Regions from separate parts of the Mus musculus genome. Here all the other regions are linked to region 1. The links are chromatin loops, found by intact Hi-C in ENCODE. Cell type or tissue: left cerebral cortex. All regions are shown on one strand.

Region 1 (8,000 bases):
TGTCCTTAAAAGGCTCCAGTCTTAGAAAGACACTAAGAGCTCAGCCTTGGTAGCTCTGTCTCAAGCATGCCCTTACAGCAGTGACCAACGCTACACTAGGCAACCACAGACGTGGCAGAGCAGCACCTACTTTGCCCATGATGGGCAGTCACCATGGCTATAGCAAGAGGGACCCCTGGGAATGCCTGGATTCAGGTCTTTATCAATTGTCTACAGCTGCAGAGCGAAGGAGATGTCCCAAGTCCTCAGGGTCTCCAGGGGGAGTGGCTGGTGGCATACTGGCTGCAGGTGTTGAAAACTTCCGACTAGCCAGAAGAGAGGGGCCCGCTGTTCTGATCCTCCCAAGCTGACTCTGTGATTCTGACTACGGAAAATAATGACCCCAAGTAAAAAGAGCTGGTGTTAAAGCAAGATGAATGATGGCAGTATATACCAACAGCAGAGGCAACCTGGTGCTACAGGAAGACTCAAACCCAGCCAGGCCCTCTCATGACGGTCTGTTTATAGAGATCTTGGCCCAAACTGACTCTGGTTCTAAGGAGTCTACAGACTGGTGGGAGACCTGGGCTTAGAAGCCTGGCAGGCTGGGACTAACCGGTTACATGACCATGGATGCAGGACAGATGGGATGAGGCCGAGTAATGAGTATTGGCTATGTAAGAAATAGGACCGTGGGAGGTTCAAGGAAGAAGGGAAATGCAACATGTCTCAGGGAAGCACCCACTAAACATTTATCATCTCACTAACTCGTCTGCAGCATTCATGTGAGAAGGGGAACTTAGTTTATACATACCTAAAAATACCATTTAAATGAGATTTTTCACAAATAGGGTCTAATACAAAACCTGAATGAAGGTGTGGATGCCTGGATTCCAGCCCCTTTCTCTGGTGGCATATTTGCCCTGTTTTATTGGGCAGGTCGGTTTGCATTTCTGATCCTAATTTCCTGGTGTTAATGAAGACTCAGGGCCAGCCCTCCAGAATTTCTACAGTCTAAACAACAGAACAATCACTGCACTTTGAAAACAACAAACAAAAGAAAACACCCAGAATAAAGAAAGCATTTCTAGGAAGTCTCTGCCTAGACAGCCAAGAAGAAGAAAGGGGGAGGTGTGGGGAGGCGGTAGGGGTGATAACAGTGGTGGGCAGCTAGGACAACCCGGCTCTTTCCTGACCTGAAGTAGGCAGGACTGAAGAAGACCCGTATGCTAACCCTGAGACAGGCTGGGTAGAGAGCAACTGGGCAGTGCAATGGCTGGAATTGTGACTAGGGCAAGCCTTCACCCACTCAGAGGCTCCAGCTCCCTCCACCACCAGGGCTCCATACTCCCTCACCCCGCCCCCAACTGTGGACTAAAAGGAGCCCACCCCCGGAGGCCAAATTTTGAATTTGGTCGTGAGGATCAAAATGATAAATCTTTCCAAAACGCTGACATAAGAAAAGTAAATATTTGGTTGCACAATTGGGGTTAAAACGAGGGTCAATCCACCCCACTCTCCAAGAGCCTCTCCGCTAGCTGCCAACCCCAGGATCCGAGGCTGAGTGCGGTTTGTAAGATTATAGCGCTAGGTCTCATTTAAAGGGCTGTCAGCATTTCCATTCTCCGGCCCGTTTGGGGAGGCATTTATAACCCGGCCATAAAAAATTCACCCGGGCTGCAACTTGGCATCCCCAATGCTGCACTCCAGGCAGGGAGGGTGTTGAGAGCACCCACTCAGAATCCGTCCGGTTTTTCAGAAGTTAAGACCTCTTTCGTACACACTCAACTTTCCTAGCAAGGACAGCCACACAGCAGCTGGCCCATTCTGATCTCCAGGAGGGTCGCAGGTTTTTTTTTTGGGGGGGGGGCGAGGGGGTCCGGGAAGGAGGCTCTCAGGTCTCTGCGATCGAAACTCCCCATCTCCGTCTAGCTTGCTACCTCGCCTCTCCCTCTTTAAGAAGCAAGGGGTAATGGACCCCTCATACCCAACCCCAAACCTTGAGACCACCACGCTCTCTGACACCCCCCCACTCCTCCGCGCTAGCCTTCTGCTAGCTTTATTCTCCCGATCTGTCAGCGGATAAGCCCCCGGTGCCCTCAACCAGGGAGGCACTACGCGGTCCCATCGCGGGGGCAACTCGTACACTTCTCTCCACACCTGCCCAAAGCCACGCCACCCCCAACTTATTGAGCGTGTCTGACAGCAGGGGTAGGGGAGTAGGGATCGTCCCCCATGCACCGGAGAGGAAAGAAGGACCTGCGCCCTGAGGGCGACTCTGTAGGAGCCAGCCGGGTGGGTGGCCTGAGCGGGCGGGCGGGGTGGGTACTCACAGGCGCTCTGCGTTGCGGGGGATGCCCCGAGGAACGGCGCGCAGGCCCAGCCCGTGGCAGTCCACGCTAGCGGCGGAGCAGGTACACTTGGTGGGGCAGGCGGCAGCAGGGGGTCCGCTCAGGATGCTCGCAAGCGCCAAGCCCAGCGCCAGGCGGGCGCGCACAGCGGCGCCGGCCCCGGTCCGGCCGAGGGCCATGGTGCACAAGCGCCCGCACCCAGAGGAGGATGCCTGGCGAGGCGGGACACGAGGAGCCCGAGGAGGCGCGCGGGCGGCCTGGGGGGCGGGCGGCGGAGTTAGCGCGGAGGAGGGGCGGGCGCGGCGCTCAGGCGCACGGGGTGCGGGCGGAGCGGGGCGCGCCGGGCGGCGGCGGCAGCAGCTCCATCCGTGGGGCTGGCGCTGCCCCGCTGCGCATCACTCACGGTGCCCAGGTACCGAGCGCCCTCGGGTCCCTCTGGGTCGCCGGTAGAGGTGAGGGCTCTGTCTGGGTCCTGGACTGAGCGCCAGGGAGCACCGTGCCCCGGGAAGTCCGGCTCAGGGCTGGGCTGCGGAGCACAGAGGCGGCTGGGGCACGGAGTGGTCCGGAGAGCTAGCCGGCGCTCGCTTTCTCCATTCACTGAGCAGGGTAGACACCGGAGACGCGGGGCCCGGCCCCTCCCGCCCCCCTCCCAAAACACCAGCTCCGCCTCCCATTGGCTGCGCTGAGCGTCACGTCGACTAAGTTGGGAACTTTGCTGGAGCAACCAAGAGCCTGTAGGGAGGAGGCAGCAGGGGAGCTAGAGAGACCCAACTGGGAAGGAAAGGGACTTGGCCAGCCCGGGCCGCCAGGAAAGAAACATTGAAATTCATTTATTCTTGGGAGCCAAGAACTGATAAACCTCGTGGCTTCATTTTTTTTTTTTAATTCAGTCACCGAGCTGGATACAGAATACCCACATGGGAGCATCAGAAACTAGGCTTCATGTTTTAGGTGAAAGAGTCAAAGTTGGACTAAGTGAAATGATTATCCGAGACCATACAGCTACTAGGCATTCTGTACCCTGACACATTTATCCGTGGAAACTTTGCCCCTACCCTAATTAGTGTTCACAGCTAAGGCCAACAACTATTTCCTAGAGGACTTACAGATTAGAGAACACTACACAGACACACAGTCACAGTCAGTCAGTCAGTCAGTCAGTCAGTCTGTCTGTCTATCTCTCTGTCTCTCTCTCTCTCTGTAGTAAATGTAAGAACTTGGACCCCGGTATTGACACCATCACTTCATCTGCTTCCTGTCTAGGGGACTAAGGGGCAATCATGTCACCTGCGGACCTTTATTTCCTTATTTCAAGGTGCCACCGTTCTGACAGACTTCCCTTGCACATCAAAGAAAAGAACGTGATTTTATAAAATAGTGCAGTAGCATGCAAGGGACCTATTCCCCATCCCCCTCCTCCCCAGCCTTGCCTTCATTCTGCCAGTGCCTGCTCTAAATTGGCTGGTCTGAGCTTTTCCAGATGCCGGTGGGGAAGGGCCATGTTACAGGCTCCATACATACTTGTAGGAATGATGTTGTTTGTTTGTTTGAAGGGAAGGGGCAGGAACTGGAGGAAATATTGCCCAGACTTCCTTGAGATCCTCTTGTACTGGAAAGGTCTGAAATAGCCTTGGTTTTACACACACACACACACACACACACACACACACACACACACACACTACACCCCCCCACACCCCTATACTCTTAACTATAAAACACATGCACTTTCACACACAAAAAATATGCAGTCACATACAGAGAAGAACATGTATGTTCACATACCACTAACCACTATGCGCCTGAGAACTCTCTTTTCCCTCATATGAATGCTACTCAGATTCTTCTATTTTCCTTAAAGGAAACTTTTAGCTACTTGACTACACACTGTAAATATATAGCTGAGGTGCAAATTTTATTTTATTATAGCTAGCATATTTTCAGAGACTTAGCTCTAAGGACTCAATTGCCCCCCAGCTCCCCCCCCCCACCCCCACACACTTATACCCCAACCCCAGCACACACGTGAGATTCAGTTCTCTGCTGTTATTCTTGGGAACTGTTTCTGCCCAGCTGCTGCCGCCATCGCCCTCTGGTGGCCAGAAAAGAGCTAGGCTCTGCTTCCGATGGTGACTTCAGCATTAAAGAACTCCAAACATGCCTTTGCCTCAGTCCTCCAAAGCTTTCCTACAAACCTTGAACCAATTTAGTACCAGGGCTGAGGCAGATGAGAGAGGACCGGGCAAGGTCCCAAGGGCACAAAAGCATCTCAGACTGTCTGGAACAGCAAAGAGCGGGGTTGTCTTTGTTTGCTGAAATGCATGCATACTAAAAGCATGCTCTGCAGCCCTGCAGCCTGGACCTGGGTGGGTTCTCTGAGCACAGTGGTAAGCCTCTGTGTTTCTATTTAAGCTGCATGGGAGTTTGAGAGCCTACTGGATCTTTAAATGACTTCTCGGGCATTGAAATATGCTACTTCCTCAGAGAAGGCCCCTAAAACAGACCACAGATCATGGGAGTTCTTCAGAATCAGTCATCTTTAAGTACTGGGCAAGTGAAATAGACATGCGTACACAGACGAGCAGGGTGCACAGAGACCTGCATTTCTTGGGCAGAGACACCCTTAGAAATCACCTAATCTGGGTGTTTTACATCCACTGTCTTCTGGCAATGGCTGGGTCTAACATGTGTCTTCTTAGGGGACAGGGTTTCCCCAGCAACGACTAGGGTGTTCTTTACTCTGCCCCTTCTTGGAGATTCGCTGCAGGTTTGCTGACTTTAGTTTTCCAGTTAACTCCTTCTGGTGCTCACAAAAAGCTTTCCTGGAATGTAAGCTCAGAATCTCAAATACAAAACGCACCTCTTGTCTCTTCCTAAGGAGAAAAGAGAATCAGAGAGGTAGGCTTCCGTGCAAAGTTACCCAGCTAATTAGTGAGAGGTTGTGGAGCAGGGCCCATGGTTGCATTTCAGCCTCTGCCTACCTCTGAGGCATCTTCACAATGTGTCAGTCTCCTCGCGAAAGAATTCGCCAGCCTCGCTGCTGAAGTCTGGGTAAGTCATTAGGGGTCAAGCTGTTGGGTAGAATTTTCTATGCCCATATGCCAAAGATAACTTTTCATTCTGTGGAACGATTTTCGGTGTTCTGCAAACGCCTCCTTAGCCAACTTTTTAAAAAAAAATTCCCTTTTCTTTTCCAGTCTTTAAAACCAAACATCCACCTATCCCCTGAAGAAAACCCACTTTAGGCCTCTCCTTCGCCTCTTCTGTCTCTCTACTGGACCACCACAGTCAGATGACATTTTTTTCTGGTTGCAAGCAATATATAATAACAGTAGCTTGTGGGGATCATGAAAACACTATGCTCGATTAAAGCCTTGGGTAGCACAAAAGAAATCTAAGAAGAAAAGAGAAAAGGGTTTCAAGGACTAGCTCCAAGGTAAGAGGTCATAAACATGTTTCCAAATTCCCAGTAAGGCTCCAATTGTGGACTGGTTTGGACTGGTTATGTAATCACTCTTCTCACCAGAAAAGACAAGAAGCAATGGGTACCATTTCTGTATAAACTCCACTTGGTTGGCAGGGAGGAAGGAGCTCTTCTGTCAAAGGCGACACAGTGAGGTTGTTAGCCGGAAGGTGTCAGGGATGTGAGAAGGCAGTAGGCCTACAAGTGTCTCCTCTGGACAGCTACTCAGTTCCCACTCCTGTCTGGTCCTCTTGCAGCTGGCCCCGCCTAGTCTGTAGTCCTCCAACAGGAACATGGACTCTAGGTTCAGGTATAACTGTTGATCTCTTTGGCTCCCACATATATTACTTTGTTGTTTTACTTCACTGTTTAATTGTTTTGGCTTTGCCAAGCCATCTTTGGTCCTGAAGATCCAAGAGTGTTTCTAAGATGCAGGTCTGAAATGCGATCTGCTCTCCCAGCAAATATGTCAGCTCTTTCATGCATGCTAGCTGCTGTCTTTGTCTCAGTCTCCCTCCCTCCCTCCCTGCCTCCCTCCCTCCCTCCCTCTCTCACTCTCTGTGTGTTTCTCTCTCCCCCTCTCTGTCTCTGTCCTTCTCTCCCTCTCTGTCTCTATGTCTCTGTGCCTCTGTTTCTGTCCCTCTCTGTCTCTCTCTGTGTCTCTGTCTCTGTCTCTCTATCTCTTTCTCTCTCCCCCACCCCCACCCCTCAGGCCCACTCAGCACTTCCCCCAAGAACATCCTTTTCTGATCTTCTGTCTTCTATCTCTGGCCCAGATTCAGCTTGTCTATCAGTTCCTCCAGGAACCATTGATGGTCCACACTCTTAGATTCTCCAGGACAGTGACCCTGCCTCATCCATTGCTCCCAACATCTTTTTTAAGTGCCATGCATATGAAGAGATATGCGGAATTAACTTGCAAATGCTCAGTGCCTACAGGTGTAAGGAAACCTTTGAAGACTGCTGAATGAGTGATTGTGTCAACAGTCTTCCCAATTAGCAGGCTTATTTGGCATCCTGTGACAGGTTTACTTATTGGGACCCAACATTGCTCAGTCTTTCAGGGGAAAGTGGGAGGCTCCATCCTTTCTTGCAGAACATATCCATCCCCCTGGCCTTTTATTCGGGTGTATTTACTTCTATTCACTGAGACTAATCACTTGTGATGGTCTGATGGATTCCCTAGATCCATCCTCTGCCCTCTGTCAGAGGTAGTTATATCCCTAGGAAGCAGACCCTATCACCTGCACTTCCTTGGGTTTGGCCACATGCAGAGCTTGCTAAAAGGGTTTAGGCCTTCTTCCACAAGAGCCTGAGTCTGGCCTTGTTCCTGCCTTCTCCTTCTAATGGGGGAAGTTTGTGTCCAGCATCCTTCTTCTTCATCTCTCTATCTCCTTGGCAACTGCTCTCATCCTCTATCTCCTATAGGAGGTAGGTGTTAGAAATGGCTTTCGATCATTACTAATCCTTGGGAGCTTCCCATCTGTGGCTGATGCCTGAATCCTGCCTCCCCTTTCCCTCAGTGCATCCGCTGACTTGGGGCTGCTGCTGTGCTCCTTCATGCTGGGTTACCCATTCACCAAGAGGGACCCTAAAGTGACAGCCCCTCACTGAGCCACCTACAGGCCTTTAGGGAATCAGGGAATGAGGACTCAGGGAGAAGAGGAAGTTCCAACCCTCACTGAGACTCTGGTCCATGTTAAATCTTACTAAAGGAGAGAATAACTCGTTCATGTAGATTGTAGTTCTTTCCTAGAGATCAGAACTGAGAAAAAGTTGAACTTGGAAGGATATTACCGTTGTTATTATTGATGTTTTCCTTTCTCTCCAGAGAAAGAGAAATAAAAGCTTACAGTTAATCTATTGAATCAATCCAAAATCAGGATCTACTCTGACTAGACAAATATATGAATAGTTATGTGATATTAAAATAAAGTATCCAGAAAAGAAGAAAGAGGACTGTCTGAAGTGTTTTAAAATCCAAGGCTCATCCGTAGCAGAGAAGCATTGGGTGGCCCTCCACTCAGTAGTGTGGCGGAGATTTGGAATTTTCTTCTTCTCGCCTCCATAGTTTTGGGGACTGACACGATCTAATCATAACCCTCGCTCAGGATTTTTCCAACTAGACCTGGAGAGAGCAATCCAGTCATCTGTGGTTATAGAGCTGGGACGTGTGAGATGCAGAAGCCAGTGACCCTGTTTTCTGC
Region 2 (8,000 bases), 160 kb before region 1:
ACTGAAATCCCCAGGGATACTTTCTCCCCATGACCTATAAGAAGTGTCCCCACCCATCTGATTCTCTCTATACTAGAGCTCATGGCTTATTCCTTGGATTTGGTACAATTGTGTGTTTAAGTTTGCTTAAGGTCTGTTGTGCCCACAATCTCTAACCCTCTTGAGGAAGGGACCACTTCTTGTTTCGACCACTGCTGTATATGCAGTTAAGGCCATTCCTGGAATGTAGTAGGTGACCACCACACTCACACTCTTGCTTTGTGATGGCAGCAAGCTTGTGTCCCTCACCATGTGTCAATTTTCTCCTCTACAAATAAGGGTGGACTGGGTGATATCTCCTTAACCTGTGGACTATCCCTTCTTAGATCCATGAGAATAGCTCAACAACTGTCAACACTAATAATAATTCCACGACATGAAATGCCAAAGAAATTACTAGATGCATAAAAATAATAATTACTCGCCTATCACAGGTACTGAGGGTAAGTATTATTTCATGATACTCTCTGTGAGGGTGTGTGTGTGTGTGTGTGTGTGTGTGTGTGTGCTTCCTTGTTTCCTGGTCATGATACAACACTTTTCACATCATGAGATGCTGAAAAGCTTTAAAATTATGGAAATTGATGTGGGGGAAATGGATCAGTGGTAAGAATGTTGTTTTACTACAATAAGTATCTTAGTTCGGATCTCTAGCACTAATGCAAAACCCTGGTGTGCATGTGATGTCCTACACCTACACCTACACCTACACCTACACACACACACACACACACACACACACACACACACACACACTCACACATATTCACACACATGCACACATGCACATACAGCTGGAAAGTGATTCTAATGAAAGACAATCTCTAAGATCTGTGCTTGGTCCCAGCCTTGGCATTCTATGCCCCCCCCTTCCTTTCCTCTCACAACCAGGGCAATGAGAGGCAGGTCTAAGTCCAACAGGCTTATTCTCCACTGGAGCTGAGGAAGAGACTTTCAGGCAACAGCCTTGGGCCATGAAAGAGGCTTGTCACCCTCAGTCCTGCCTTTGGGATAGCCTAGGTGGGGAAAGACAAACTCCTCTTTCTCAGCACTGATCACCCTAGGCAGTCTCCTGAAACCCTCACTTAGGGGTGGTGAAAACGAGAAGGGAGACCCAGAAAGAAGTTGACTCTTAACCTCCTGATCAAATGGGGCTTAGGGATGAAGACAGCACCAAAGTCAAAATCCAATCTGTCTAGAACACCTCCCCTCCTCTCCGAAAACAGGCCTCATAGCAGGCTACCTAAACTGGGAAGGTAGCCTGGAACCTTGGAGGGTGACCTCACTGGTGGCCTAGGATCTCTTACACGAAGGAGCATGGGCTGTTGGCTTCTGTGGTCTAGTTTTACTCCAGCCAAAAGGAGCAGGTGTTTCCCAAGGTACTCTTTCAACCCTACACCCAGCCCTGGTCACCCCCTTACACAGGCCCAATGCCACCAAGGCATTTGACTAGAGCAGAGCTGGCTAGAGTTTCAGTATAAACAGCCCAGTGACCTTGGATGTTGGCTTGGCTATCCTCAGGCTTGGAATAGCAGGTAACAATAGTCTACTTGGCAGTCAGACTAGAGCACTCGGCACCAATGCTACGGGGTGAGCGGCTAACTTGACCCTCTAACTTGAAACCATGGTAACCATGGCTTGGCCTTCCTTTCAGTTCCTAAAAAGCCAATCTTGGGGGTGTAGGACAGGATTCAGCTTTCCCATTAGGAAAAACATGCCAATTATTCTGCCTAGAAAGAGGTGCTGTGTGTTTAAATACACACACACACACACACACACACACACACACACACACACACACACGCATACATATGTGTATATATGTATATGTGAATACATGGGGGTATGTACATCTAAAAGTAAGAGTTGTGCCATTAAAGCTCAAGACTCAGTCCTGGTACCTGGCACCGTCTTTTGCACTGAGCAGAAAGTCTCACCCCTGGGCAGGACTCCGCAGGGGCTTCCTGGCCAGGCCTGGCTTCAGAAGCATGGCGGCCTGTCTCACCTTGCCCAGCCTATGGCTGCAGCAGGAACTTGAAAAGACATTTTCTCATTGGATCAGCACTGACTTACATCTTACATCCTCTCCTCTCTCTTAATCGTTCTGCACCCCTCCCCCTCCCCTCACACCCTCCCACTCACAGGCACACATAGCAAAACAGCTTGCTTCAAAGCGGGAGGCAGGAGAAGGGTATCTATTTCTGGCAAGCTCCCCGAGGAGGCCTCAGGGGGCTGGTAACTTACTCGCCTCCTCGGATCAGCCATCCGAACAAGCCTTGCCTCTCCTCTCCGTGCCCACCCTGGATCTCAGACCACCCTGCCTGCTCAGCGGCTACAGGATGCTCTCCTGCCTGGGCTTTCCCTGGCTCGGTCCCCCTTATCCACATCCCCTAAGCAGTCAGTAGCTGTAGGGAAAGCAGCTTCTAGAACAGAGAGGGTCACAGCTCTGCGTCCCTTGAGCTGCCTTTCCAGGTCACACTGGCTGGTGCCACACTGACTCCCCTTTGTTCCCACCCACCAGCTGCACTCCTTTGTCCATACTAAGGAGCCTCCAAAGATTCAGGAATTCCAGTGTCAGAACTAAGAGGGCTCTTAACATGACAGGATAGTCACACAATAACAACCCTAAATCCAAGCAGAGGAGGACAAGGACAGTCTTTGAGGATGGATGCCTAGGTGTGATCCCCCATCCCAGGTACCCGTGAGCCAATGATGTAAACATCCCAGGCCTCAGTTTTCTCATCTGAAAATGGGCTCTGCACTGTGACATCAGTAGTAGATGCAATGAGCTCCTCTTTACAAGGACAGTAAATGTATCCCCTACCTCCTATGAGGTCTAGCTACTGAAGCACAACCAAAAATACACAGAAAGTCAGGCCCCGAGCACCTCCCAGGAGGTGAGATTACAGGCCTACAGGGGATGACTGAGCGATACAAAAAGCCAAGCCCGATTATGTGAAGTGAGGCCAGGTCTTGGGTGGTTCACACTGCAGCCCAGGGAATGCAGCATCAGCAACAGCATTGCCTGGCTTCCCTCCATCTCTCCCACACGCATGGGGCTTCTCTCTCTAAGCTCTACACTCCATTGTATCACCTGTACCAGAATCCTTGTGTTGAATTCTGTCTAGGGTGGGTGAGAAGTGCTGTGCCAATTAAACAAGACAGCACACACACACACACACACACACACACACACACACACACACACACTGTTTGAATTAGCTCAGCACACTGAGTTCCCACAGAGTGGGGATGCTCTGTCCCCACCTCTGTGACTCAGCTTGCCCTACAGAACTGTGGGTCCTGGCCCCAGCTCCCATTCTTGCTTTCCATACACAACACACCCAGGAATGTTTTGGATTCTGGGTATCCGAGCTATTGCAGTATTTGACATGCATGCCAAGAAACTGCTTCAGAAGGAAATGGCACCAGCAATGATATTTTGCAGAACTTTGTTCTGCATCAGAAATAATGACTGATGGGCTTCTCAGTGACACACTCCTCGAAGCTGTCACAGTGGAGAGTTACTGTCTCCCGAGGACCCCAGCCTCTCTAGCACTTTCTGGAGACCTTTCCTAGGCCAGACTCCTTTTTTTTACCCCAATGACACTATAAACAGAATTTTCCTCCTCTAATTTTGTATCAACAAACTTCTCCCAAGACTGAACACAAGTCCTTTGTGTTTGGTTTCTTCCTGGGTGCTTGGTGTAGGTTGGTTCCATTAAAACCTTAAAGCATCGGGCAGTCTTTTTTCAGGGACCCTGTGCTAAGCTAATTAAAGAGAAATAGATGCCATAGGGAAAAAGCATCCGTGGTACACTTACAGTAGGCTAAAGGGCCCACGAGTCGCTGTTTGCTGGATGAGAAGGCTGATGGACAAGATGGAACATGTTTTGCTATTCTTTGTGCAGAAGATGCTTTGCAAATGATTTTGCACGTATGGTACTCTCTCTTCCTTTCAGCTATTCTGTTCTTAAGATCCTCAGGTCTCAGAAGGATTCTGAGACCCTGGGAGGTAAGTGAGCTTGTCCAATACACACGGCTAGCTGGGGAGAACTGGCTCCACATTGACTGCTACTAAACTGACTCTATCAAGCACTAGCCAGACCCCTGTGGCTTCCAGTCAAGTCAAATGTGGATGGAAGAATTAGAGTAAAGTGGGAGTGAGGGAGCCACACCAGGAAGAAGTTAGTGATGGAGACAACGTTGAGATAGTGACAAGTTCACGTAGTGCCAAACTACAAGGCTGAGGCTCTTCTGGGAAAAGCCAGAGAACCTTTTCTATGCCTCTTGTCAGCAGCTATCCCTCTGTCCGTGCCTTGCTCAAATGAAGAATGCATTGGGAGAAGCCAATCTATCTGCCAGTGTCCCAGGGACCTGCTCCGTGCCAGATACCCTCATGAGCAAATATTGATATATTAACCGCAGCTCAAACACTCTAAGAGCAGCAAACACACTCAGCACGGAGCGGGTTGGCTGGCCTGTGGCCACCTCCCTGCAGCCCAGAGCCAGAAATGGGCTGTTCTTCCCAGTGGAGGAATCTCTGCAGGGCCTTTGAACTGAAGCTAGCTAGAGGACACGAGTCCAGGGGATACTAAAAAGAATTCTTGATGATGGGCAAGTGGCACAGGAGGCTGGAGATAGAACCAAGGTCTGTCCATAAAGAGCTCTGGGGATCGTCATCACTATCCTCGTGCAAGCTGCAGAGCTGTGAAATTAGGCCTGGAGGAAGAGCCTGGGGAATGAGAGGCTCTAGGGCCATGATTGTGATGCTGACAAGTCTAATGGATCCAAGTCTGACCCTGCTCTTGTTGATATTTACAGAGTAACAAAAGCCAGAAACTGCTTCATCTCTTTCTCTCTTCATGTTACTCCCTCTGCCCCTCAAGAAGAGAATGGAACTAAGTTTTGTTTAAAAGTGTGACATTTAATTAATTATGTTAGAAGATGGCAGGGCTGGAAGAGACTCAAGACTGTTTAACCCAAACTTTTAATTTAATGGCGAGGAGATACTCCCAGGAAGGTTAGCTAATCTGCCAAGATCCTGTGTAATAAATGACACTGGCACCTTCCAGCTGTGGTCATTCTGTCTGCTGAAATCTTGAGTGGGTACAAAGGGTGCTAGGCGGGTATAAAGATGAAGGAAGAGAGGCTGGCAGGTAGGGTGCACACTTGTGGGCTGTGGCATGTTGATGGTGTAGTATGAAGAAGATCACATGCCCAGCTAGTATGCAGTAAGGATGATAAGATGTCCGACAGGCAGGGACTGTAGTAGAATCCTAGGACTGAACGGAAGGTACTGCTTGTAGCGCCATGAGCAAGCATGATTCTGAGGCATTGTCTGGACTCCGCAGTCAAGTGTTCTGCAATTGATTCATGATGTAACCCACAGGCATAATGGGAGGACTACCCACAAATACACCAATTACCTTGAAGTCCTCTTTGGATGTTAACGGCTAATGCTGCAGATGCTCCTGGACTCTGGGGCCTTTTTTTCACAAGTAAACATGGTAGATTCTTCCCAGGAGAAAACAGGCTATTTTATGATGGTGTGCAGACCGAAAGGAGTCCACTGGATGCAGGAAGAAAGCAGGGGGCCGAGGGGTGGGGCATGCAGGAAGCAGTGCTGGTAGCTCTTGGCATCTTGCTGCCTTTGCTATCACTACAAGACTCCTCTGCAAGGTTGCTGCAGGAGGACACCACAGACCTGTCCTATCCCCAGGGGATAGTCACTCAGAGGCCACAGAAGCATGTGACAAGTCTTAGATAAGGCATGCAGCTTTCTGCCATCATGGAGACTTCGAAATCCCAGGAGCAACATTTCCGACCACCACCTGAGACTTCATGGACCACAAAGGGAGGAGTGGGGTGACAGCAGCTAGGAGCAAGACAGTGTGAGGCTTTCTTCCTCACACTGAGAGGATGGCTCAACATCGCTTCTGGGAGGAAAGAGGGTTTGGAGAGTTGGTATTGGGTGAAGGAAACTCATAGACAGCAGGAATTAGGTGCTCCAGCAGCGTCTCTAGTCATGGCCCAACGGATTCGCTGATGTTAATATATTTATTTTCTCTTGTCTGTCTGTCTGTCTGTCTGTCTGTCTGTCTGTCTGTCTGTCTCTGTCTCTCTCTCTGCATGTCAACAGTAACCCTCTGCTTCTGAATCAAGAACAAACCCCTTTGGCTTTAGCCCTCCTCAGCAGCAGGACAGGACCCCCTACCCGTCTCCTGTGTGATTCCCATGCTCTGGGCAAACCTGTCCCCGTATAGAATCTGAAAACAGCCCTTCTACCGCTCTTGATCAGACTCTATTGTTTCCTGCTCTTACCTTCCTTCTTGGTCAGAATTTGTCCCATCCTTCGTGGCCACTGCTCCAACAAGCCTCCCCTGCGGCTTGGAGACTGGCTCACTCTCTCCCTGTAGCAGCTTTAGGTCTAACACAGTCACATTCCCCTCCTCCGAATTATGGAACTGAACACGGATGACGGCCTGCCTGCTACCCTGACTTATTCCAGCCTCCACTTAGACCCTCATTGGAAATGGTTCAGCCCCAGCATCAAGGACCTTGAAAAGACACTTTTCCGAATGAATTCAGGTCATGAGTGTGCATTATTCTGCCATGGGTTCCCATCCGTTGCATATTCGCTGTGAATACAAACTAAACCATAACCGGTTACTTAATTTAAACCCGGCGTGGAGCCTTCTCTTTTAATAAAGCAGAATCCGTTAAGGATTATAAACAAACAGTGTTTTATGAACTAAGTCTGCAGTGCACTAGTCACTCAAGGGCAAAAACTGGGCTCTGGGCAGCGGAGCCAGCTATAAATAAAGATAAGGCCCTGCCAGGCAGGGGCCTAGGCAGAGTAATTGCTGCCTCTATAATCAGTCGCTCCCCTCCTCCTGCAGGGCCACAAATCACGGTGGTGTTGGGTCACTGCCCACCGGATTCAGCCCCGAGACAGAGAGATAGGAAAGCGGTTCATTAGCGCCAAGACTGAGTGTCTAGGCTCCAGAGGAAAGTGAGGTATGTATCCACCCTTCAGTGTGCACACACCTCGCATGGCTGCTGGGGGGTCAACAGCATGAAGCCTTAAGGAGGGAGTTCTTCCAGTGTCCACATCTGTCCCCACCCATCCCCCACGGGGCAGCTACCTTTGCTCTCCTAACGCTCACACTTCCTGTCCTGCTACCCGGGCTGCCTGGCATTCCAGCTCAGACCTGGGGCACATCAGTTGGCTCTGGCAATGGAAGCCTGGTCTAAGCAGAATCAATGGGAGTTCCCAGTGAGGGCGTTCACGCTGCAGCTGGACGCCCTGCGGCTTCCTAAGTTGGTTGGGGATGAAGAACTCATCTTGCAAGCTGCCTGAGGACACCTCTCTCATTTTGACACGAAGCCCATCTGGCCCAGGGAAGAAACTGAAGAGATAGAAACGTTATAAAGAGGAGAAGAGCACAGGCCTAGTCCTGCAGTCCTCATTCCTCTGTGAGCCGCTTATCTGCCCGCCTCTTTGCTTTGGGGTCTTCCATAATAGCATGGCATCATCAACCACAACACCAGTTCCCAAGCTCCAATGGAGTATCAGCATGCTGTTGTGCCACACCCAGCACCAATAATGTGAGAGTCCAGTGTTTTGTTACGGAGGATATACAGTCTGCATTAGTATATCCCCGGGCCTTACAGAGGTTAAGAACCTCTGTCAAGGTTATGTGGATAGCAACTTGTATAGCTACAGTGTAAACTCAGTCTGACACTGTGGCCCATGCTCAGACCCACACAAGATTACTATAGTATGATCTTCATCTCTGTCTATATCAGCAGTTAGATGTGTGAGCATACATGCGTGTATGTGTGTGAGAGAGCTAGTTTACAACAGGGAGGCTGAAGTAGAACATGGTTAAAAGAAATAATAATAATAAAGGGGACAGAAGACAAAAGGCTCAGAAGAAAAGGCCCTACCATATCAA
Region 3 (8,000 bases), 140 kb before region 1:
CTGCGAACAATAGAAGCACATCCTGTTTGTTTTATGTATGTATGTATGTATATATGTATGTATGTATGTATGTATGTATGTATGTATGAATGTATGTATGTATGTATGTATGTATGTATATATGTATGTTTTATGTGTGTTTGTCTACATGGATTTATTAGCATCATATGTAAATGCCCTGGAGGCAAGAAGAGGTCATCACATGCCTTGGAACTGGAGTTATAGGCGGTTTGGCTACCATATGAGTGCAGGGAACTGAACCTGGTTCCTCTGTAAGAGGAGTTATTGTTCATAAATGATGAGCCCTCTCTCCAGCCCTAAAATCATGTTTGCTACAAACTGAAACACTAAAAGAAACAGAAAATAAACAGAATTCAAGAGGGTGCCAAAATGGGAATTTAAGAACTGAAAAATATATCCAAAAATTGAGGACTCAGTAAATAGGCTCCATAGTGGGAATAAGGACAGAATAACATAAGTCACCCAATCTGAATAAAGAAGAAAAAATAGAAAGAACATAAATGATCCAGAGCCTTGTAGATCTAGCATCCATGTCAACATATAGCAGGAGAGAGAGAGAGAGAGAGAGAGAGAGAGAGAGAGAGAGAGAGAGAGAGAGAGAGAGAGAGAAGATGAAGTGGACGAGAAAGCAACGGAAAAACTAAGCAATGGAAATTCCCAAACGGAAAAAGACAAAACCCTACAGATTCAAAAAGAAAATAGATCAGAAATACAATTAACTGTGAGAAATCTAGGCCAAGAAATGTCACAGTCAAAATTCTGAAAAATGAAAAATGAAATTTTTAAAAAATCTTAAAAACAGTGGGAAGGAAACACATCCCCTACCTACAGAGGGAAAATAATTCAAAGGACTTCAGGGTTTCCCTTAGATACCATAAAAGAAGCAACACATTAAATTTTTTTATTATCTTATTTTATTTTGGGGAGCAATGAGAAAAGAATTGTTAGTTCAAAACACACAACCCAAAATATCCTGTAGAACAAAGCCCAAGGATTGAGAAATTTCAAGATATTGAAAAATAAGGGAATTTGTCACAGTAAGACACGACATTAAAAAGACAAATTCTATAAACAAAGAATAAAAGAAGTTTAGGACAGAGACAAAGGAAAGAGCAATGGGCAGAGTACAGCTGTGCGTAAACGTATCTCCTTATTAGATTATCCCAATTATGTTTAGTACTGGAAACAGAAACAATGAAACTGGTGTGGTTCTTAGAGTATTTACAGGAAGTATTTAAGACTGTATCCAAGTGGAAGTGAGTAAAGGACTGTGAAGGAAAGTGTGGTCCCCAACTTTCTCTTGAACTGGTAAACTGTTGATACCCATAGAATATGATGGACACATAGTGAAATGTCTAGAAGGACCACTAAAAGTGCTATGCAAAAAGAGGCATCCTGAGACAATATAAATGAATAAAAATGGAGTTATAAAATATGTCCGTGTGACCCCTAAGAAGACAAAGAAAAGGAAACCAAAGGAAAAAAAATAACAGAAAAATAAAACTAAAATGACAGACTTAACATAACAATAATTACATTAAATGTGAACGGTCTAAACACACCAATTAAAAGGCAGAGATGGTAGCTTAGGAAAAGCAGCACAAACTCTAAGCTTATGCGAAACAAACAGACCATTATGTGGTTACCTCCTTCAAATGCTACTGTCACATGACCTTCCTTCCCCTTTACTTTTTCTTCCATGTGCCTTTGGTTTCAAACCTGACTTTGATGGCTTAAATAAGCGCAAAGCATGGCAGTACAAGAACAACACTGACTTGGGTGTTGGAGCATCTGCCGTATGTGCTCTTGTCTTCCTAGCTTCAGATGAGTAGTTCAGAGAAAATCAACCTTCATCTTCCATACATTCTGTTTTTTCAGTGTCTTCTATCCTTTGAAGTTGAGCCTAAGCATCACTGGCTCCAAAATGCTACACTCTTAGTGTGTCTATCATTGTCCTAACACTTCATAAGGATTATTAATGATCTGAGTGGAAGGAACTAACATTATCCTCATTGTGTGGTGATAATAAAATCACTACTTGGAAAAATGATCTGTCCACTCTCACACATCTCACCTACCCAGGGCACACCTGACTCATCTAACCCTAAGGCATGAACTACCAACCTTTGTGACCACTAAACTTGCAGAAAGGTTTCCTTCTGCTGTGGGACCATGAAAAAAGCTCAGAGAAAGGCTTTTACTAGCCAAATATCCCTGAAGAGTTTTAAGAGATTTGTTTTTCTTCTCTCCCCCTTTTAGACATAATTAATCAAATAGCCAACCTGTCCCTTCCTTTCCTCAATGAAACATTTCTAAAGGCGTAAGCTAGAGGAATGGGTTGAAGGAACACCACCTCGTCCCTCCCAGGGGCCCAGTGTGGGATGACATTTGGTTCATTTGTCATCATATTTGATGTTTCCACATTTCATGGCTCTGTTTCAGGCCAAAGTCATCAAGCAAGCAAACCATGGGGGGCTCTCTTGTTATATCCATACTCTTGAAGGGCTATTGTTCCATGCCACCTCAACTGTAAGGGATCTGGGTCAGCATTTCCCCCTTTAGGGCTTTCATGAGGTGGAGACTTTCATGTCTCACCTTGCAGAAAGGGAAGGAAAGGGCAGAAAGCTTCGGAGGTGGTGACTAAAACAGCTTTGAGATCATGCCAAGGCCCAGTGGCATGGACTGGTTTTTCTCTCTATGTTTCCTGGAATGAAAAGCGAATTTTTCTAGCTTCTCTCTCCCTCCCACATCCCCAACCATCTCTCAGCTCCTGGCAGTGCCAGTGCACACATCCAGGGATAACGCTCAAAATCGCCTCCTTCTCCTTTGACAATAATATAAGGCAAACCATTTGGCATTCGAGAGGCACCCCAGTTGCCTGACCCCTGGCAGGGTCCCAGGGGATTTGTGGTTGACAGCTAATCAGAGCCCTGGCCATAGCCATTTCCCATGACATAGCTGGAATGCTCCCACTGCCCGTCCTTCAGTTACTCGGCCAGGCTGAAACTATTTGCTCCCCTCCCACCCTGTCCATCACCGTCCTTCCTCAGGCTGAGCCTCCTTACCACCCGCTGGATAGACTCTCAAGGCTCTGCATGGGAGAGCAACAAACGTCGCTCTGCTTTTATTATTGACCCGCAACCCACCTCTTGGACTCCTACAACCAACAGGCCTCTTTCAAGCATCCTCCTCTTGAGCAATGATAAACTTCAATGCCAGAGGGGTAGAAAGAGAACAAGCCACTCTGGGCTAACCAGACTGGTATTAGAGGGGTGGCCAAGCGTGGGATTTCCAAGTGGTGGTCATAAAACATGCATCGTTGTTATTTATGGTTAATCTGCCTAGGAACTGGAAATAGAAACATTTCACCGCTCTTCTTCTGCAGGCAATTCTTAGCTTACCTGGGGATGGGAAAGTCTTGTTGATGACAAGCCAGGTGCCATATTCTGCCCAGGGGCTGAATGTGGTGACCAGGAGCCAGACTGCCTGGGTTCCTGCCCAGCTGCACAGACTGACTAGCTGGGCGATCCCAGGTAATTTATAGAATGTCTCTGGACTTTAGCCTACCTCTCTGTACAATGAAGGAAATCTGAGGAAAGGACTACCACACGCGCCTGCCATGGGAACTGTGTATATTTGCAAACCAGTGCCTAGCACATGGTGAGTGCTGCTTCGGTGCTCGGAAAAGAAATGCTATAATGAGATGTTCAGCATAGATATGCAAATGTGACATTCTGAACATTTTCATGACTGGATAGCATTACTCGGCATTCTTTACTGAGGATGCTCCTGACATCTTGGGAGTCTTACAGAGCTTCCTGCGGTCAGAGTAGGGTTTGATGCTGCTTCGCCTTCTGTTACGATAGTGGGTCTCAGTCTGGGGCCCCTGCCCACCTTGGAAAGTGGAAAGAAATTCAAGGCCCTCCAGCTCCACCCAGAACTCCTGACTCAGCCATCCTGGGACCGAATCCAGGAATTTGTTGTAACAAGCCCTCCAAGAGACTGGGAGGTAGGATGTTTAAGATATGCCCTAGATCACCAAGTTCCCATTTGAGGGGGAGAAATAAGGTCCCTTCCTTCCTGCCCCAAGGTCATTATGCAAAGTGAACGTAAGTGTAGGGCCACAGCCACTTCGGGTGGATCTGTATAAGCTGTTCTGTGCTGGATGTTGTGGGAATGTCGACCATGGAGGAGCATATCCCCGAATTGTGTAGAAAAGCCAAGTGTGGACACAGTTACCTAAGACATGGACCACCCTGGAAGTCAACACATCAAGATCCAGAGGCTTCGGGTCAAAGGAAGCCAGGCCTGTATCTCTACAAGTGAACTTGGGGAAGTCACTTAATCTCACTGTGCCTGGCTCCCCTCCTCTCTGAAACTACTCTAAGGATGAAATCAAGTCAGAGCCATGGCCTTGTAGGTAGAGACACAGGGCTTAGTGGGCTAGGGTCAGAATGAGCATCTACTACCAAATGATCCATGATTCATCTCATGATGAGGATGTTGCCTCTGAAGGAGGAAGCTACAGGAATGGGACTTAGACCCAGGGAAATTCTCAGAAGATGGACACGAAGGAGGAAAAACAGGTTGCTACAGATTATTAGAAAAGGAAATTATCAGGTAAACCAAATCGACTCCATCTATAGGCTCTCTGCTTTGCACAAACTAGCCTTAAGCTAGGGAATCCAACAGCGAAGATGGCCCCCATCCCAGATGTAGGCTTTTGATGTCAGGCTCTGCTCGCCTTTCCCCCTCATGACTCACATATAGCGGGGAACAGCTGAAAAATATTGACCTTATAATTTTCCCACAGTTCCCTACTGCTCTGTAGTCTCAGAACTGCATCAAAGTAAGTGCACAGATAGGATGAGCTATGAGCTCAGAGTGCAACCGCATGAGCCTTTGGCTCAGAGCTGGGTAGGAAGATTGGATGGGATACTTCATTCTTATCTGTATAAGGAGACACTATATAGGTATTACTCTCCTGAGCCACAGAGGGACGTGCACATCTTTCGGGCTTGTCACTCTCAGGCTAATTTTCCTATAAAGTCTCTACGACTTTTGCCCTGTTAAGTCTTCCAAAAGCTTAGGTACAAAGGGGAAGGGGAAAAGGGGCATGGGAGAAGGTAGTAGACCCATCTCCAGTGAGCCCTGACAGTCCTGAGCCCACCCGTGTCCCAGTGATTTATACTCTGGTAAGATTTTTAGCAAATCAAGATGCTTGAGATGTTCTCTTTCAAAGCAGGGGAAAGCAACCCCAGACATCTAAACAGACCACATACTTGTGAGTCTAGCCTATTGTTTTAGAATTTTTGTGGAAGGCCTCTAAATGCCACCCTCAGACTCCCCACAGAGACTGTAACTGTACTGAGTAACTGTAAGGCAGAGAAGATGGGATGGAAAGAGTTTCTTTGAATCCAACTCCCTTAGAGAAAGCGTTCCCTCCAAGCTCAAGAAGCAGGGTGTGGCAGAGGACCATGGCACCGTCACCAGCAGGAGCTGCACTATCCTAGGTCCCATGCTTTGCCCAATCGTCTGAAGTGCCAACTTCCCTCAAGGCCCTGGGGGTACACTCCTACTCTGCCCCAAAGTATACACCATCAAGTGACCTTGGCTTCTTCCCATTCTCTCTGAGTTGATCTGTCACCCATATGACTCAGTCTTGTTCTGGGCTGTCCCCAGCTAGCCCCCTTCCCTGATGGAATGTGGCTATAGTTCTCTGGATCCAGGCAGCCTTTCTTTCCAGCAAGCCTGAGTCAGGAGCACTGATCCTGGCTCAGTGGCCAGCTGTCTACTTCAGTTAAACTACAATCCAGCTAATAGCTCTGTCTCCAGGGCCACCTGTTTGATATGGCACCCCAAAGGTGGATGTGTGTGGGGGAGAAATATAGACTCAGGCTCATTGTGCATGCCACAGCAGATACTGTGCCACGGTCTCCAAAGCCCAACCAAAGCAAGCCACCTGCTGGGCCACCCGGGCTGCCTGTTGTTCCAGCTCTGCTCACTTCTGCCATCTTTCAAACAGGTATGACCAAGCCCTACCTTCCATACTCTGTAAGTATTAGGGAAGGCGATGCATATCTGTAAAGCAGAGAGTAGATTAGTGTGCTGGGCAGGGGATGGCCTTTCAGGAAATGCCTGACCCATTGGCCTTTCCAAGGGGAGGTGCAGGCTGAGAGGAATTGCCTTGCCTACTCTCCAGGGCTGTCGGAAGCAACAAACCACGTGGAATGCCCTCTGAGGGTTGCCTCAGGCTGGTATATAATACCCTCAGCGGGCACTTGCCTAGAATGAGACAAGCCCTGGATTCCACTTCCAGGACTGCAAGGTAGAAGAGAGTGAAGGGTGGACAGAGGGAGAGAAGGGCGAGGGGAAAGGTGAGTTGTGAGGAAACAGAAAGTGGCCGTGATTCATTCCTCACTCTGCTGAGGTTAAGGACACACTCTGCACCAGGCTCTACCCTAAGTGCTTTCAGTTTACTTCAATCACTTTCCATCACTACGACAGCCCCAGCACATAGATCCTTCCACTGCTCCGTTGATTTACTCACAGACTCCTCCATTCCTGCATGCTGCTCTTTCCCCGGCTGTCCACATGGCTCCCTTCCTCTGTTTGCCCAAGTCATCACGGTCACCATCTTGTGAGACCCTTCCTTAACTGCCCTATCCGAAACCACCCTCCACCTCCTACCCAAGCCTCCTCCTGTGCGTGTTCATCCCACAGGGTACTTATAGCCATGTACACTCCAGCTACCCTGTAGTTCACTGTTTCTCGTGCATATGCCTCCCCCATTAAGAATCTCACCATATGGGCCATTTGCTCTGATCTGCTCCCATCTATGTTCTGAGGACCTAGATCATAATGGTTTCTGAGGGACTTGCACTGAGCAGTGGCTCAGAAGACAGGCGTTGACTGAAGAGAGCCCCTCTCCTGACAGCAGTCTCCTAACTGGCATGGAGAGAACGTTCAGTCTTTGTCTAAGAAACTGGCAGCACTCAGCAGCTGCCCCGCTAACACTCAGGTGCCTTTTGAGGCCTTACCTCAGTGGCTCCCTGGCCTTAACGAATTTGTTCTTAGTAGTTATGGTTTATTCCATAACTACTGAAAGCTCAGCAATGTTTTGAGGTGAGTCTTCCTCTGCAAGAAGGTATCTGTGTGCTCTCTGCCACATGGAGAATCTGGAACATTCTCCCAAAAGCCTTTCCACACAATCCCACATTAAGAAGACAGCTATTGGCCAGCATGGCCTGAGGCTTGCTTGGTTCCAGGCTATGCTGTAACATAGTACAGAAAGCACCCCACGTCATTGTCCTAGCTAGCTATCAATGCGCCCATTGCAAAGATTAAAACAGCATTGGCCCTGAAAAATCTACCCAAGCAGTAGAGAACTCAAACCCAGGCAGGCTAACTTCTGGTATGTTGTCCTGCTGCCCCAAGGGCCAGCCACCCAGCCCCTCTCCAGTGGCTCTGTGCGAGTACAGCTAGAGATAGGCCAAGGCAAAGAAGCAGCAGAGGGTTGTGAACATCAAGAAGTGCCCTGGCCCAGGGCCAATCCCACTCAACTTACCTGGAACACGACTTCCTGGCCTCATGCCCTGGAGACTGAGTTTCAGTGTTCTGTTCTTGGTTATGAGAACAAAGATGAACTTGACAACAGAGTTCCCATAGGGGTTCTTCATCCTCTCCAGCAGAGAGCCTTTGCCCCTGCATCCCAGGACTCAATCCCTCATGCCTTTCTGGGTCTCTCATTCCAAGCGCAGGTCACCCCTTCCTACAACTCTGGCCTAACAAGAAGTCTCTGGAAAGCAGCTACGTGCCTTTGGAAACCCAAACCAAGTAAGGTGAAAAATAACTTCTTAGAAAATAATAAACATTCGGCAGTCCCACTTTCTATTGTTTCAAGACAGCAGAGTTCCAGCATGCAGGGACTGCTCAATAATTTGGTTTTAAATTTCTGGGCCTTGGAGACTTCTGACAGG

What was found. A loop is a pair of places that touch in the nucleus more often than their neighbours do. Peaks named below come from ENCODE experiments on the same cell type or tissue, not always from the same donor. Only the 100,000 strongest peaks of a DNase experiment are listed, where the experiment ranks them.
Region 2: a loop joins it to region 1, with 5 times the contacts of the local background. A loop is called at or near these places in 4 of 42 quality-filtered maps.
Region 3: it touches region 1 in a loop (5-fold over the local background); 4 of 42 quality-filtered maps call a loop at or near these places.

Annotation. Positions count from the first base shown.
Region 1 is chr11:35,116,024-35,124,023 of GRCm38, reverse strand. Slit3 (slit guidance ligand 3) reads right to left here and starts at 2,568. Exons shown (of 36, transcript NM_011412.3): 1 at 2,313-2,568. The coding sequence starts at 2,509. In left cerebral cortex, CTCF peaks have their summits at 1,296, 3,081 and 4,441 (motif pointing left); DNase peaks (open chromatin) are centred at 2,405, 2,555, 3,013, 4,435 and 5 more places; H3K4me3 peaks cover 2,852 bases; H3K27ac peaks cover 1,984 bases.
Region 2 is chr11:35,277,524-35,285,523 of GRCm38, reverse strand. All of the region lies in intron 4 of Slit3 (slit guidance ligand 3), which reads right to left. Among named protein-coding and RNA genes, the nearest start is that of Gm46277, 6.4 kb to the left of the region's middle. In left cerebral cortex, no CTCF peak of the experiment used is centred here; DNase peaks (open chromatin) are centred at 1,608, 2,183 and 3,099; H3K27ac peaks cover 1,557 bases.
Region 3 is chr11:35,257,613-35,265,612 of GRCm38, reverse strand. All of the region lies in intron 4 of Slit3 (slit guidance ligand 3), which reads right to left. Among named protein-coding and RNA genes, the nearest start is that of Gm46277, 26 kb to the left of the region's middle. In left cerebral cortex, no CTCF peak of the experiment used is centred here; DNase peaks (open chromatin) are centred at 2,754 and 3,765; H3K27ac peaks cover 2,891 bases.